Linked DNA regions of Homo sapiens: region 2 is linked to region 1. Evidence: read pairs that join two places in POLR2A ChIA-PET (ENCODE). Cell type or tissue: GM12878. All regions are shown on one strand. Links, peaks and the distances in the headings refer to the core of each region. The heading gives the core; the rest is flanking DNA.

What was found. ChIA-PET counts read pairs that join two places held together with the same protein. Peaks named below come from ENCODE experiments on the same cell type or tissue, not always from the same donor. Only the 100,000 strongest peaks of a DNase experiment are listed, where the experiment ranks them.
Region 2: POLR2A ChIA-PET joins it to region 1 with 5 read pairs; 1 of 35 experiments calls an interaction of 5 or more read pairs at or near these places.

The regions. Positions count from the first base shown.
Region 1 is chr12:57,062,526-57,069,734 of GRCh38, forward strand. NEMP1 (nuclear envelope integral membrane protein 1) reads right to left here. Exons shown (of 9, transcript NM_001130963.2): 4 at 6,709-6,781; 5 at 2,121-2,214; 6 at 1,546-1,660; 7 at 594-819. Among named protein-coding and RNA genes, the nearest start is that of NEMP1, 13 kb to the right of the region's middle. In GM12878, for the core only: no CTCF peak of the experiment used is centred there; a DNase peak (open chromatin) is centred at 1,616; H3K4me3 peaks cover 351 bases; H3K27ac peaks cover 2,366 bases.
Region 2 is chr12:57,381,123-57,388,783 of GRCh38, forward strand. The region is part of intron 2 of R3HDM2 (R3H domain containing 2); the gene reads right to left. Among named protein-coding and RNA genes, the nearest start is that of R3HDM2, 46 kb to the right of the region's middle. In GM12878, for the core only: no CTCF peak of the experiment used is centred there; a DNase peak (open chromatin) is centred at 4,658.

The DNA.
Region 1 (7,209 bases), core at 18-4,017:
AAAGCGATACAATTTGTGGCGGGGCGCAGTGGCTCATGTCTGTAATCCCAGCACTTTGTAATCCAAGCACTTTGGGAGCTCCTCAGCACTTTATGAACTCCTGACATTTGAGGTCAGGAGTTCAAGACCAGCCTGGTCAACATGGGGAACCCTACTAAAAATATAAAAATTAGCTGAATGTGGTGGCGCATGCCTGTAATCCCAGCTACTCAGGAGGCTGAGGCAGAAGAATCGTTTGAACCCGGGAGGTGGAGGTTGCAGTGAGCCGAGATCACGCCACTGCACTCCAGCCTGGGCGACAGAGCGAGACTCCATCTCAAAAAAACAGTGATAGAATTTGCACCACCTTGTGGTAACAGGAACACATGACATTTTACTAGACATTTTATATAAAATGACTAGAATAAAAATATAAAAATTCCTATAGAAAGTAAAAAAAAAAAAATAGACTCGGGAAGGAACAAAAGTGGAAGTACAATACAATGACTTTTCATTAACAAAGAAGCTCCCAGGTCAACACCTCTGTATCCTCTTGCTGCAACTGCATCCCACAATGTACCTGTCAATATTAAGTTACATTGCCTTTCAGTCACCTGCAGGTGATGTACAGCCACTGAATAGGGTGTTCCAGGTTCTTAGTACAAAGAGCAATGATGATAATGGCAAGGGCAATATGTGGTATCTGGATGCCAGAATACATGAAACACAGGCCCATCAGCTGCAAGGTCCAGGTCAGCAGGTTGATACTTCGTTCATTCTCCAAGGGCCCATACTTGTAACATACTGCAAAACTCATGAATCCAACTGTGAGGACATAACCTATGAGAAGAGTTATCAGAAGACATTCTTTTTCATCTATACTTGGTAAAAATAATTTGTGTGGGAAGCAGTAGTTAATTTACTATATAGCACCAATTGAACTAGGAAATCAGATTTTTACTTAATTTTTCACACTTTTTTCTTAGAATATATTTCTCTAAGTTTCTATCCTTTCTGCTGTCCCAAATTTATTTGGTTCAAACAGAACATTAAAGGTACATGTTGAACAACCCTGAAATAGACTATTTTAAAAAACCAATATACAGAAATCCAGATTAATCACCCTTCAAAGGATAACTCAAAGGTTACTATCTATATGACCAAGGATTTTTACTTTGTAAATAAAATCTACAGCAGTTCATTCAGAAATGAAGGAGAAAAAAATTAACTGCGGAGTCTTTTACTTAAGGTCCCCAAGTATATTTAAAATATGATTCCATTAATAAAGTCAACTTACAGCTTTTCAGAAAGATGTTTATTGTGTAAAGAAAGGTATATTTATAAATACCAATAAATGAACATCTTCGCCTTAACAGCACCATTCTAATTTAAGAGAAGGTGATAATTGTAGAGGGATTAGAAATAAGTGAAAAACTATGATTTTTAAAAGTTTAAAAAAATGACATGAACTATTAAATCCCATAAGCAGGCAAAATCTTTTCATGATCAAATTAACTGAAACAGCCTATAAACGTACAAAAGGAAAGCAAAACCGACAACACTTACTTAAAAGATACTGCCAGTAACACCTCCAGATCTCTTGTAAATTTTTAAAAACTAGTTGAATGAGGTACAGAGAAAAAGACCAGCCTCCCACCAGGATGACGTAAATGGGACTTTTCTAAGACAGAGAGTAGAAGTGAAAGCAAAAAGTTACAACAGGCTTTCCATACATAAAAGAAGCAAAATGGAACTATGATTTTTTTTTTAAAAAATTCAACCTACTCAAAATGCACAAAAAACACTTCTCTTAAAAAGATGTCCTTTATACTTAAAATGGTACAGTCTGCAACGAACACTGGGAAGATGAAATGCTAAATAACTTAAAAGCCTGGCTATATAATTAAAAAACAGGAAGCAGACTTTAATCCCCCTCTGAGCACAGGATTTTATATAAAAAGAAAGAATTTGTAATCAGGCTCCAAGTTTCATCGTGGAAAGTACCTTTCTGAATCAAGGAGAGTAGGATATTGACTCATCAGCCATCAATACACATTTTCAGTTTTCTAAGATTACCCAGGAAAACAGTCCTTCAGCTATCCAAATTCATTCTAGCTGCACATGAAGATTCTGATACTTACCTTAGGCATAAACTTAGATAGTATAAAAATGATGATTAGCAGAGAGGCCACAATTCCCACAGTCATCCCAGTAGAGTAGTAGAAAATTTGACTTCTGCAGGAAAAAAATGTATTTCATGACCATATGTATATATTTCATACATAGCACTGTTGAAACTAGGACAACTAACCCAGCCGAAAGATTTTAAAAGGTACAAGATTAGAGCAGTACAAGCATCAGAGACATTTCAAATTTGGTTCCAGACCACTGCAATAAACCAAATATTGCAATTGCAGTAAGTAAGTCACACAAATTTTTTGGTTTCCCACTGCATATAAAAATTGTTTACACTATATTATAGTATATTAAGTGTACAACAGCATTATGTCTTAAAAATATATATTCCTTAATTAAAAATACTTTGCTAAAACCTGCTAAAGATCATCTACGCCTTCAGTGAGTCATCATTTTTTTTGCTGGTGGAGGGTCTCACTTCCATGTTGATGGCTGTTGACTGATGAAGGCAGTGGTTTCTGAAGGCTGGAGTGGCTGTGGCAATTTCTTAAAATATAATGAAGTTTGCTGCATTGACTCATCCTTTCAATGAAGATTTCTCTAAAGCATGCAATACTGTCTGATAGCATTTTACCACAACTTCTTTCAAAACTGGAGTCAATCCTCCAACAGCATTAACCCTTAACAAGAGGATCACCCCTCCTTTGAAGCTAGGCACTGACTTCTCTCTCGCTATCAAAGTCCTCAATGGCATCTTCTTCTAGTATAAGGCTATTTTGTCTACACTGAGGAGCTCTTTAATTGTAGCCACTTTCAACAATGATGTTAGCTAGATCTTCTGAATAACTTGCTACAGCTTCTATATCAGTGCTTGGTTCATCTTTTTTTTTTTTTTTTTTGAGACAAAGTCTCACTCTGTTGCCCAAGCTGGGGTGCGATGGCGTCATCATGGCTCACTGCAGCCTTGATCTACTGGGCCCAGGTGATTCTCCCACCTCAGCCTCCCGAGTAGCTGGTACCATGACTTTTTTGTATTTTTTGTAAAGGCAGGGTTTCACCATGTTGCTCAGGCTGGTCTCGAACTCCCTGGGCTCAAGTGATCTGCCCGCCTCAGCCTCCCAAAGTGCTGGGACTACAGGCCTGAGCCACCACGCCTAGCCTACCTTGCACTTATGTAATAAGACAGCTTCTTTCCTTAAATCTCATGAACCAAGAACCTTCACTAGCTGTAAACTTTTCTTCTGAGGCTTCCTCACCTCTCACCCTTCACAGAATTGAAGACAGTTAGGGTCTTGCTCTGGATCAGCCTTTAGCTTTAAAAAAGTTGTATCTGGCCGGGCATGGTGGCTCAAGCCTGTAATCCCAGCACTTTGGGAGGCTGAGATGGGAGGATCACGAGGTCCGGAGATCGAGACCATCCTGGTTAACACGGTGAAACCCTGTCTCTACTAAAAATACAAAAAAATTAGCTGGGTGTGGTGGCAGGCGCCTATAGTCCCAGCTACTAGGGAGGCTGAGGCAGGAGAATGGCATGAACCTGGGAGGCGGAGCTTGCAGTGAGCCGAGATCACGCCACTGCACTCCAGCCTGGGCAAGAGAGCAAGACTCTGTCTCAAAAAAACAAACAAACAAACAAAAAAAGAGTTGTATCTGGTTTAATCTTCTCAACAGCCAACTAAAACTCTCTCCATATCAGCAATAAGGCTGTTTCACTTTCTTATCACTTGTGTGTTCCCTGGAGTAGCACTTTTAATTTCCTTCAAGAACTTTCCCTTTGCACTCACAACTTGGCTAACTGCTCAGGACAAGAGGTCTAGCTTTCGGTCTGTCTTGGCTTTTGCTGTTCTCACTAAGCATAATCAGAGAGATGTATGACTCTTCCTTTCAGTTGAAGACTCACAATCTACTCTAGGGTTATTAATTGGCCTAGTTTCAATATTGCTGTTTCTCAGGGAATAGGGAGGCCCAAGAAGAAGGGAGACGGGAATAACCAATTGGTTGAGTTGTTAGAACACCCATGACATTTATCGATGAAGTTCACTGTCTAATATGGTTTGGCTGTGTCCCCACCCAAATCTCATCTTGAATTGTAGCTCCCATCATTCCCACGTGTTGTAGGAGGGAACTGGTGGGAGATAATTGAATCATGGGGGCAGTTGCCCTCATACTGTTCTCATGGTAGTGAATAAGTCTCATGAGATCTGATGGTTTTATAAGGGGTTTCCACTTTCACTTGGTTCTCATTCTCTCTTGCCTGCTGCCATGTAAGATGTGCCTTTTGCATTCTGCCATGATTATGAGGCCTCCCCAGCCACCAGGAACTGTGAGTCCATTAAACTTCTTTTTCTTTATAAATTATCCAGTCTTGGGTATCTTTATCAACAGTATGAAAATGAACTAATAGGCTGGGCGCAGTGGCTCACGCCTGTAATCCCAGCACTTTGGGAGGCTGAGGCAGGCAGATCATGAGGTCAGGAGATCGAGACCATCCTGGCTAACACGGTGAAACCCGTCTCTACTAAAAATACAAAAAATTAGCTGCACGTGGTGGCAGGTGCCTGTAGTCCCAGCTACTCGGGAGGCTGAGGCAGGAGAATGGCATGAACCCGGAAGGTGGAGCTTGCAGTGAGCCGAGATCGCGTCACTACACTCCAGCCTGGGCGACAGAGCGAGACTCTGTCTCAAAAAAAAAAAAAAGAAAATGAACTAATATACTGTCTTACATGGACATGTGGTGCCCCAAAATAATTGCAACAGCAGCATCAAAGATCACTGATTATGGATCACCATAACAGTTATAATCATATGAAAAAGTTTGAAATATTATAATTACTAAAATGTGACACACAGACCCCAAGTGAGCACATGCTGTTGGGAAAACGGTGTGATAGATTTGCTTGACCCAGGGTTGCCACGAACCTTCAATTTGGAAAGAAATGCACTATCTGTGAACCACAAAAAAGTGAAGTACAATAAAGTGATGTGTGACTATATTTGCCCAAAACTTGAGGTCAGAGAACTGTAGAGACTGATGCTATGTAGTTACTGCCAGATTATGAAGATTAGGATTAAAGGTCTTCCCTCATGTATTTCCCAATAATCAGCCTTTACGTAATGTCCTATTCACATCCCCATCATCTCTCCCGACCTGAATATTATTATTTTGTCACCCAGGCTGGAGTGCAGTGGTGCAATCACGGATCACTGCAGCCTCAACCTCCTGGGCTCAAGTGATCCTCCTACCTCAGACTCCCAAGTAGCTGGGACTACTGGCATGCACAACCATGCCTGGCTAATTTTTGTATTTTTTTGTAGAGGCAGGGTCTCACTATGTTACCTAGGCTGGTCTCAAACTCTTGGGCTCAAGTTATCCTCCCCCTTCAGCCTCCCAAAGTGCTAGGATTACAGGGGTGAGCCACCACAACCAGCCCCCCATTCCAGATTTTTTCTACCAGTTATTCCTCCCTGTTTCTCTCAGCATCACCAAAATAACAACTTCCAGCAACCCCACTCCAGCCCAACTTCAAACTCCAATTGTTAATCTTGCATTCACTACTCCACAAATACTTTTTACTTGTATACAAACTTAATGTTGATTTTACCTTCATTCAATGTTTATTTAGTTACCTATATATTTTCTTCATATTTGTACATGTCAGTCTCACCTGTCTTAACTAGTAGGTTCCTAAAGGAAAAAATGAATAAACACTTGATTTTTTTTTTTTTTTTTAAACAGGGTCTCCCTCTGTGGCCCAGGTTGAAGTACAGTGGTGTGATCTTGGCTCACCGCAACCTCCGCCTCCAGGCTCAAGCGGTTCTCGTGCCTTAGCCTCTCGAGTAACTGGGATCACAGGCACATACCACCACGTCCAGCTAATTTTTGTATAGACAGGGTTTTGCCATGTTGCCCAGGCTGAGCTGTGATATTTGTTTCCTTTTTTTTGAGATGGAGTCTTGCTCTGTTGCCCAGGCTGGAGCACAGTGGCACGATCTCGGCTCACTGCAAGCTCCACCTCCTGGGTTCACGCCATTCTCCTGCCTCAGCCTCACAAGTAGCTGGGACTACAGGCGCCCGCCACCACGCCTGGCTAATTTTTTTGCATTTTCAGTAGAGATGGGGTTTCACCGTGTTAGCCAGGATGGTCTCGATCTCCTGACCTCATGATCCGCCAGCCTTGGCCTCCCAAAGTGCTGTGATTACAGGCGTGAGCCACCGTACCCAGAAGCTATTTGTTTCTTTACGTCTGAACAAAATGAAACTCATCAACCCATGGACCTGTAAAGATGACACCTTAACACATTACTTCTAGCAATAGAAAGGGTGATGATGTTCCATTTCATTGTATTGGCTAACTCCTATCAACCTAATGATGGGCCAACCTAATGTGGGAATTTCACTATTGTCAACATTGTTCAAATAAGAAAAAACAAAAATCATAATACACATTAAAGTATTTTTTTAAATATCCAAGCAGGCAACGGCCAAGCCATAAAGGTCCTGGAAATGGGAATGGCAGTACTTAATAGTTACTATAAAACGCAGGCAGGATAGGTATGAGCCGTTTCATTCTGCACACTAGCCTTGGAACCTACCTGCTCAGCAAGTCTCCACAAAAAAATAGCATAAGTCCAAGAAGGAAAACAAGAAAGAGTTTGGGATCAAATCCTGAAATAAATAAAGATTTTTGCTTAATAAGGGAACAAAACTGCTTAAGGTATTATAGAATAAAAGACAACGTTGGCACTATTGGTCAGCTACAGTAAAAATAAATGCAAACAGCCCACCTAAAAAGCATTTAAATTTCACCTAAAGCCTGGGCACCCTTCCAATGTATAATTAGGTCTCTGTCTAACCTGTATTTGCCTGAAGATCTTACTTTTACTTAGGCTACCTATGCTAAGGTTAAAAGAAACTCAAGCTTCGTTTTGGACAAAGCTAGACACAGTACCATCAGCAATTCATGCAATCACCCACAAGGGGTCTCTATCACTCTGGCTTTCAAGCTTTAAGTCACTCACAGTCATGGAACTCAGCAGATTTGCCCAGAACTGTGGGTCAGGGCCTTGTGTTGTTCTCTAACTGGCTGCTTTTCT
Region 2 (7,661 bases), core at 2,468-6,467, 320 kb after region 1:
TGGGAGGCGGAGACAGGAGAATCACTTGAACCCGGGAGGCAGAGGTTGCAGTGAGCTGATATCACGCCATTGCACTCCAACTTGGGCAACAAAAGCGAAACTCCGTCTCAAAAAAATTAACATAAAAATAAGAATGAATGGGCAAATGAGGCCGGGCACGGTGGCTCACGCCTGTAATGCCAGCACTTTGGGAGGCCAAAGTGGGTGGATCACAAGGTCAGGAGTTTAAGACCAGCCTGGCCAACATGGCGAAACCCTGTTTCTACAAAAAATACAGAAATTAGCTGGGCATCTGTAGTGTAATCCCAGCTACTCGGGAGGTTGAGGCAGGAGAATCTCTTGAATCCAGGAGGCGGAAGTTGCAGTGAGCCGAGATCGTACCACTGCACTCCAGCCTGGGCGACAGAACAAGACTCCATCTCAAAAAAAAAAAAAAAAAAAGAATGGGCAAATGAATCCCATCAAAAAGATAAAATTCAGATGTATCTCTAATAAAGAAAAGAAAATAGGATTCTAGAATTAAACAATATAACTTACTGAGAGAAGGAAAATGGTATCGACTTCATAAATCACAACTAAAATGTGACATGTTTATTGATGTTATTCACAGGAAAGTGAGAATTAGGTGGGCAGGCTGAGAATTGCAATTTTATATATACATACATATAGAGAGAGGGGATAGAGATAGAGAGAGAGAGAGACAGAGACATAAACACACAGGGTCTCGCTCTGAGGCCCAGGCTGGAGTGTAGTGGTATAATCATGACTCACTGCAGCCTCAACCTCTCAGACTCAAGCAATCCTCCTATCAGCCTCCTGAGTAGCTGAAACTATACACATGCACCACCATGCCTGGCTAATTTTTTTTTTTCACTTTTGTAGAGATGGGGGTCTCCCTATGTTGCCCAGGCTGGTCTCTAACTCCTGGATTCAAGTGATCCTCCCAACTCAACCTCCCAAAGTGCTGGGACTACAGGTATGAGCCACTGCACCCAGACTTTTTTTTTCTTTTTGGAGGCAGGGTCTCTATTGTTCAGGCTAGAGTGCAATGACACAATCGTGGCTCACTGCATCCTCAACCTCCTAGGCTCAAGAGATCCTCCTACCTCAGTCTCCCAAATACCTGGGACTATAAGCACACACCAACACATCTGGCTAATTTGGTTTTTTTTTTTTGTAAAGTTTCACTATGTTGTCCAGGCTGGTCTCAGACTCCTGGCCTCAAGCAATTCTCCTGCCTCAGCCTCCTGAGCACCTGGAATTATAGGCATGCACCAACATGCCCAGCTAATTTTTGTATTTTTAGTATAGACAGGGTTTCACCATGTTGGCCAGGCTGGTCTGAAACTCCTGACCTCAAGTAATCTGCCTGCCTCAGCCTCTCAAAGTGCTGGGATGAAAGGCGTGAGCCCAGCCTACAAAAAAAAAAAAAAAAAAAAAGGGCTGGCTCACACCTGTAATCCCAGCACTTTGGGAGGCCGAGGAGGGCCGATCACCAGGTCAGGAGATAGAGACCATCCTGGCTAACACAGTGAAACCCTGTCTCTACTAAAAATACAAAAAATTAGCCAGGCGTGGTGGCAGGCACCTGCAGTCCCAGCTACTTGGGAGGCTGAGGCAGGAGAATGGCTTGAACCCAGGAGGCGGAGCTTGCAGTGAGCTGAGATCATGCCACTGCACTCCAGCCTGGGCGACAGAGAGAGACTCCATCTCAAAAATAAATAACTAAATAAAAAATAAAATAATTTTTATTTATTTATTTATTGAGACGGAGTCTCGCTCTTGTTGCCCAGTCTGGAGTGCAATGGCGCAATCTCGCCTGACTGCAACCTCTCACTGCAACCTCTGCCTCCCGGGTTCAAGCAATTCTCATGCCTCAGCCTCCTGAATAGCTGGGTTTACAGGCATGCACCACCAGGCCCGGCTAATTTTTGTATTTTTAGTAAAGTCTTGAACTCCTGACCTCAGGTGATCCACCGGCCTTGGCCTCCCAAAGTTCTGGGATTATAGGCGTGAGCCACAGCGCCCAGCCAAAAAAAATTTTTTTATTAGCCGAATGTGGTGGTGCATGCCTGTAGTCCCAGCTACTTGGGAGGCTGAGGTGAGAGGATCGCTTGAGCCAAGGAGGTCAAGGCTGCAGTGAGCTGTGGTCACGCCGTTGCACTCCAACCTGGAGTGAGACCCTGTCTCTAAATAAATAAATAAAGGTTAGCTATTATTTTGTGTTATTATTAAGTCTTCTTTAATACATTGGGATCACAATTTGTAAAATCTGGAAGAATTAATAATAATGTGATCGGCAGGGCGCTGTGGCTAATGCCTGTAATCCCAGCACTTTGGAAGGCCGAGGTGGGTGGATCACCTGAGGTCAGGAGTTCAAGACCAGCCTGGCCAACATGGTGAAACCCCATCTCTACAAAAATACAAAAAAAAAAATTAGCTGGACATGATGGTGGGTGCCTGTAATCCCAGCTGCTCGGGAGGCTGAGGCAGGAGAAACGCTTGAACCCAGGAGGTGGAGGTTGCGGTGAGCCGAGATCATGCACTCCAGCCTGGGTAACAGAGCGAGACTCCGTCTCAAAAACAAACAAACAAAATAATAATAATAATAATATCTGTTATACAGCTCCTCCTAAACTGAGGGTCCTGCTTGCTTAGAATGAACAGAATAAGAAGGTCCAGAGGGATATCAGATTTTAAGGACCTCAATATGCACATTTGTTCTGGGAGTAAATATTAGATACAATCTAATATTCCTGTTCCAAAAAAATAAAATTCCCTGACAAACAAGTAAAAACTGTATTATGTTAAGGGCTAGCTCAAGCTGCTCACAAGGTAAGCCATGCAGGGAGCAGGTATCTAGATCAGACCATTGGAAAGGCTTCAGAAGGAGGGAATACTTAAGCCTGATCCTCTAGGATAAGTAATATTTAGCCAAATAGAAAAGTATGGAAACAGGCCGGGCGCAGTGGCTCAAGCCTGTAATCCCAGCACTTCGGGAGGTCGAGGCGGGTGGATCACGAGGTCAGGAGATCAAGACCACGGTGAAACCGTCTCTACTAAAAATACAACAACAAAAAAATTAGCCGGGCACGGTGGTGGGCGCCTGTAGTCCCAGCTACTCGGGAGGCTGAGGCAGGAGAATGGCGTGAACCCGGGAGGCAGAGCTTGCAGTGAGCCGAGATCACGCCACTGCACTCCAGCCTGGGTGACAGAGCAAGACTCTGTCTCAAAAAAAAAAAAAGAAAAGAAAAGTAGGGAAACAAGCCTATGTTCCTTGAGATTATTTTAGAGGTTTAACAAGAGATCAATCATCTCTCTCAGTTTCCTCATCTATAAAACAGAATAATAAGAGTACTTCTTTTGGAAGGCTGTATAAAAAAAATAACATATGTAAAGTACATAGAAAAGTGCAAACTCAACACTGTTAATACAGATGTACAGGTCACCATGATTTTTTCTCAGAGCTGCAAGTATTGCATAAAGAAAGCTATAACATAAAGGTATCCATGGAGAAATGAATGGCTTGAGAAGAATCTAGAGAGGTTAGTAGAAACAGGATTATAAAAAGTCTTACATACTAATAAAGCTGTAAGAAACTCATAAAGGACTTTTGGAAAGGAGTTACATCATCAGATTTCTATTTTAGAAAGATTACTTTTTCTACAATGTGAATGGCTTAGAAAAAAAAGAATAGAGGCAAAAACACTAGATAGAAAAAAATGTGAAAAGTACTCTGGCCCAGGCCAGGCGTGGTCGCTCACACGTGTAATGCCAGCACTTTGGGAGGCCGAGGCGGGTGGATCACGAGGTCAGGAGTTCAAGACCAGCCTGGCCAAAACGGTGAAACCCCATCTCTACTAAAAATACTAAAATTAGCTGGACGTTGTGGCAGGTGCCTGTAATCCCAGCTACTCAGGAGGCTGAGGCAGAGAACTGCTTGAACCCAGGAGGTGGAGGTTGCAGTGAGCAGATATCACAAGATCGAGCCACTGCACTCCAGCCTGGGCAACAGAGTGAGACTCCATCTCAAACAAACAAACAAATAAGAAGAAAAGTACTCTGGCTGTAGAATGAGGGGACTCTGACTTAAGATACATTGAGGAGATAAAAACTTAAAGACTTTTTTTTTTTTTTTGAGACGGAGTCTCACTCTGTCGCCCAGGCTGGAGTGCAATGGCGCAATCTGGCTCACTGCAAGCTCTACCTCCTGGGTTCACGCCATTCTCCTGTCTCAGCCTCCCAAGTAGCTGGGACTTACAGGCGCCTGCCACCACGCCCAGCTAATTTTTTGTATTTTTAGTAGAGAGGGGGTTTCACCGTGTTAGCCAGAATGGTCTCGATCTCCTGACCTCGCGATCCGCCCACCTCAGCCTCCCAAAGTGCTGGGATTACAGGCATGAGCCACCATGCCTGGCCTAACTTTAAGACTTTTATCTGGGGGTGGTGGCACACACCTGTGGTCCCAGCTAGTCGGGAGGCTGAGATGGGAAGATCACTTGATCCTGAGAGGTCGAGGCTGCAGTGAGCCCTGCACTCCAGCCTGGGCAACACAGCAGGACCCCGTCTTCAAAAAAAAAAAAAGACTTAGTAACATATGAGATGTGTGTAATGACTGGGAGAGAAGACATCTAAGAAGACACCTGGGGGACTAGACAGAAGAGCAGCTCTCAAAGTGTGGCCTGGAACCCCTGGGAATCCCCAAGACTTTCATGGAAACTACATGGTCAAAACCATTTTCAGAGTAGTAGTAAAACCCTGTTTGTCTTTTTCACTGTCATGCTCTCATGGGTGTATGGTAGCATTTTCCAGAAGATATATGAAATGGAATATTGTAACTAATTTGAATGAAAATGCAGTTATGAGAATCCAGCTGTCTTCTATTAGTACCATCATTAAAAATAATTACAAAAATAAAAAAAATGCCACATTTCTCACCACATTTTGTTGCTGCTGTTTTGTAAAAAGTTATTTTTCATACAAATTTATGTTAACATGCAATAGGTTTGAGAGGTGACAGCGTGCTGGCAGCGCTCGCAGCCCTCCCTCGCTCTGGGGGCCTCCTCTGCCTGGGCTCCCACTTTGGCGGCACTTGAGGAGCCCTTCAGCCCACCGCTGCACTGTGGGAGCTCCTTCCTGGGCTCGCCGAGGCGGGAGCCGGCTCCCTCAGCTTGCGGGGAGGTGTGGACGGAGAGGCACGGGCGGGAACCGAGGCTGCCCATGGCGCTTGCGGGCCAGCACGAGTTCCGGGTGGGAGTGGGCTCGGCAGGCTCCGCACTCGGAGAGGCCAGCCGGCCCCGCCCACCAGGGCAGTGAGGGGCTTAGCACCTGGGCAAGCAGCTGCTGTGCTCGACTTCTTGCCGGGCCTTAGCTGCCTCCCCTCGGGGCAGGGCTTGGGACCTGCAGCCCGCCATGCCTGAGCCTCCCCCCGCTTCTGTGGGCTCCTGCGCAGCCTGAGCCTCCCTGACGAGCGCCGCCCCCTGCTCCACCGCGCCCAGTCCCACGGACAGCCTAAGGGCTGAGCAGTGCAGGCCCACTGTGCAGGACTCGCAGGCAGCTCCACCTGCAGCCCCAGTGCAGGATCCACTGGGTGAAGCCAGCTGGGCTCCTAAGTCTGGTGGGGACTTGGAGAATCTTTATGTCTAGCTAAGGGATTGTAAATACACCAATCAGCACTCTGTATCTAGCTCAAGGTTTGTAAACTCACCAATCAGCACCCTGTGTCTAGCTCAGGGTTTGTGAATGCACCAATTGGCACTTGGTATCTAGTTAATCTGGTGGGGACTTGGAGAACCTTTATGTCTAGCTAAGGAGTTGTGAATGCACCTTTGGCACTCTGTATCTAGCTCAAGGTTTGTAAATACACCAATCAACACTCTGTATCTAGCTAATCTAGTGGGCTGCATATAGCTAATCTAGTGGGGACGTGGAGAACTTTTGTGTCTAGCTCAGGGACTGTAAATGCACCAATCAGCTCTCTGTAAAATGGACCAATCAGCAGGATATGGGTGGGGTCAGATAAGAGAATAAAAGCAGGCTGCCCGAGCCACCAGTGGCAACCGGCTGGGGTCCCCTTCCACACTGTGGAAGCTTTGTTCTTTCGCTCTTTGCAATAAATCTTGCTGCTGCTCACTCTTTGGGTCCACACTGCCTTTATGAGCTGTAACACTCACCGCAAAGGTCTGTAGCTTCACTCCTGAAGCCAGCGAGACCACGAACCCACCAGAAGGAAGAAACTCCGAACACATCCGAGCATCAGAAGGAACAAACTCCAGACACACCGCCTTTAAGAACTGTGACACTCACCGCAAGGGTCCGTGGCTTCATTCTTGAAGTCAGTGAGACCAAGAACCCACCAATTCTGGACAAAGGTTTACTGTCACTTTTAGTAAATTTATACTTTTTAAAAATAGGTATTTTAAATTTTCTCAGTTTTAACTTCTAATCATTAATATTTAATGTTATAACTCACAAAGACAAAAGCTCTCTGGAGATTTCAATCATTTTTAAGAGTGTTAAGGGGTTCTGATACCAGAAAGTTTGAGAACCACTGAGTGAATAATATTTCTACTCACTGAAATATGAATACTGAAGAAGAAACCAGTTTGGAAAGAAAAAGTTCTGTTTCATACATAATAAATATGTTATGCCCATGGGCGGACAAAAAGTGTCCAATGGATAGTTACACCAGTGGAACTGGAAATCTAGAACACCAAACTGAGAGTAGTTGAAACCTTGGATTTTAAACAGGGTCACAGAGGGAGAAAACACAATGAAAACAGTGGCAGAGTAACCAAAGAAAAGGCTAGAAGAGAAGCAGGGGCCTCAAGACAGACAAAAAAAATTTTTTTTTTTTAAAAAGACAAAGTCTTGCTCTTGTCCCCCAGGTGGGAGTGCAATGGCGGGATATCAGCTCACTGCAAACTCCGCCTCCCAGGTTCAAGCGATTCTCTTGCCTCAGCCTCCCAACTAGCTGGGATTACAGGCGCCTGCCACCATGCCTGGCTAATTTTTGTATTTTTAGTAGAGATGGGGTTTCACCATGTTGGCCAGGCTGACCTGGAACTCATGACCTCAGGTGATCTGCCCGCCTCAGCCTCCCAAAGTGCTGGGATTACAGGCGTGAGCCACCACACCTGGCCAAGACACACCAATATTTAAAGGGATAAAGAAGAGGAGTATTTTGAGTGGCAACTATCTGGGGCCAGTGTCATGCAGGCAGTAAAAAGAATTTACCAAGACAGTTGTAGGTAAAGAAAGGCATATTTATTTATTAGCGAAAGTAGGAAAATATGTTGTAAGAAAGCAAACGACAAGTCAGCAAGAGAAGAACTGGCTGCCAGGAGACACAAAGGCTTGCTTGCTGGGGATTCTATAAGATGGTGCTTGTGCTGTGTGCTGAAGAGGGTTAATGATAACACCTTGTGCAGTACTGACAATGTCAAGGTTGCAGTGAGCTAACTTGCATTTTTCTATCAGCTGAGGGTCTGGTGATAGCTGGGTGCAGGAAGATTATGAGTTATTTGCGCAGGAGGGCTATGTGTCCTGGACCACGAAGGCAGTTACAGCTTATCTGCTTTCTCTTTTTGCATTCCCTTGGTCCCGCCAGCCTGACTCCTTTTCCCGAATTAGGACTCCACATGGAAGAGGCTTCCATATGG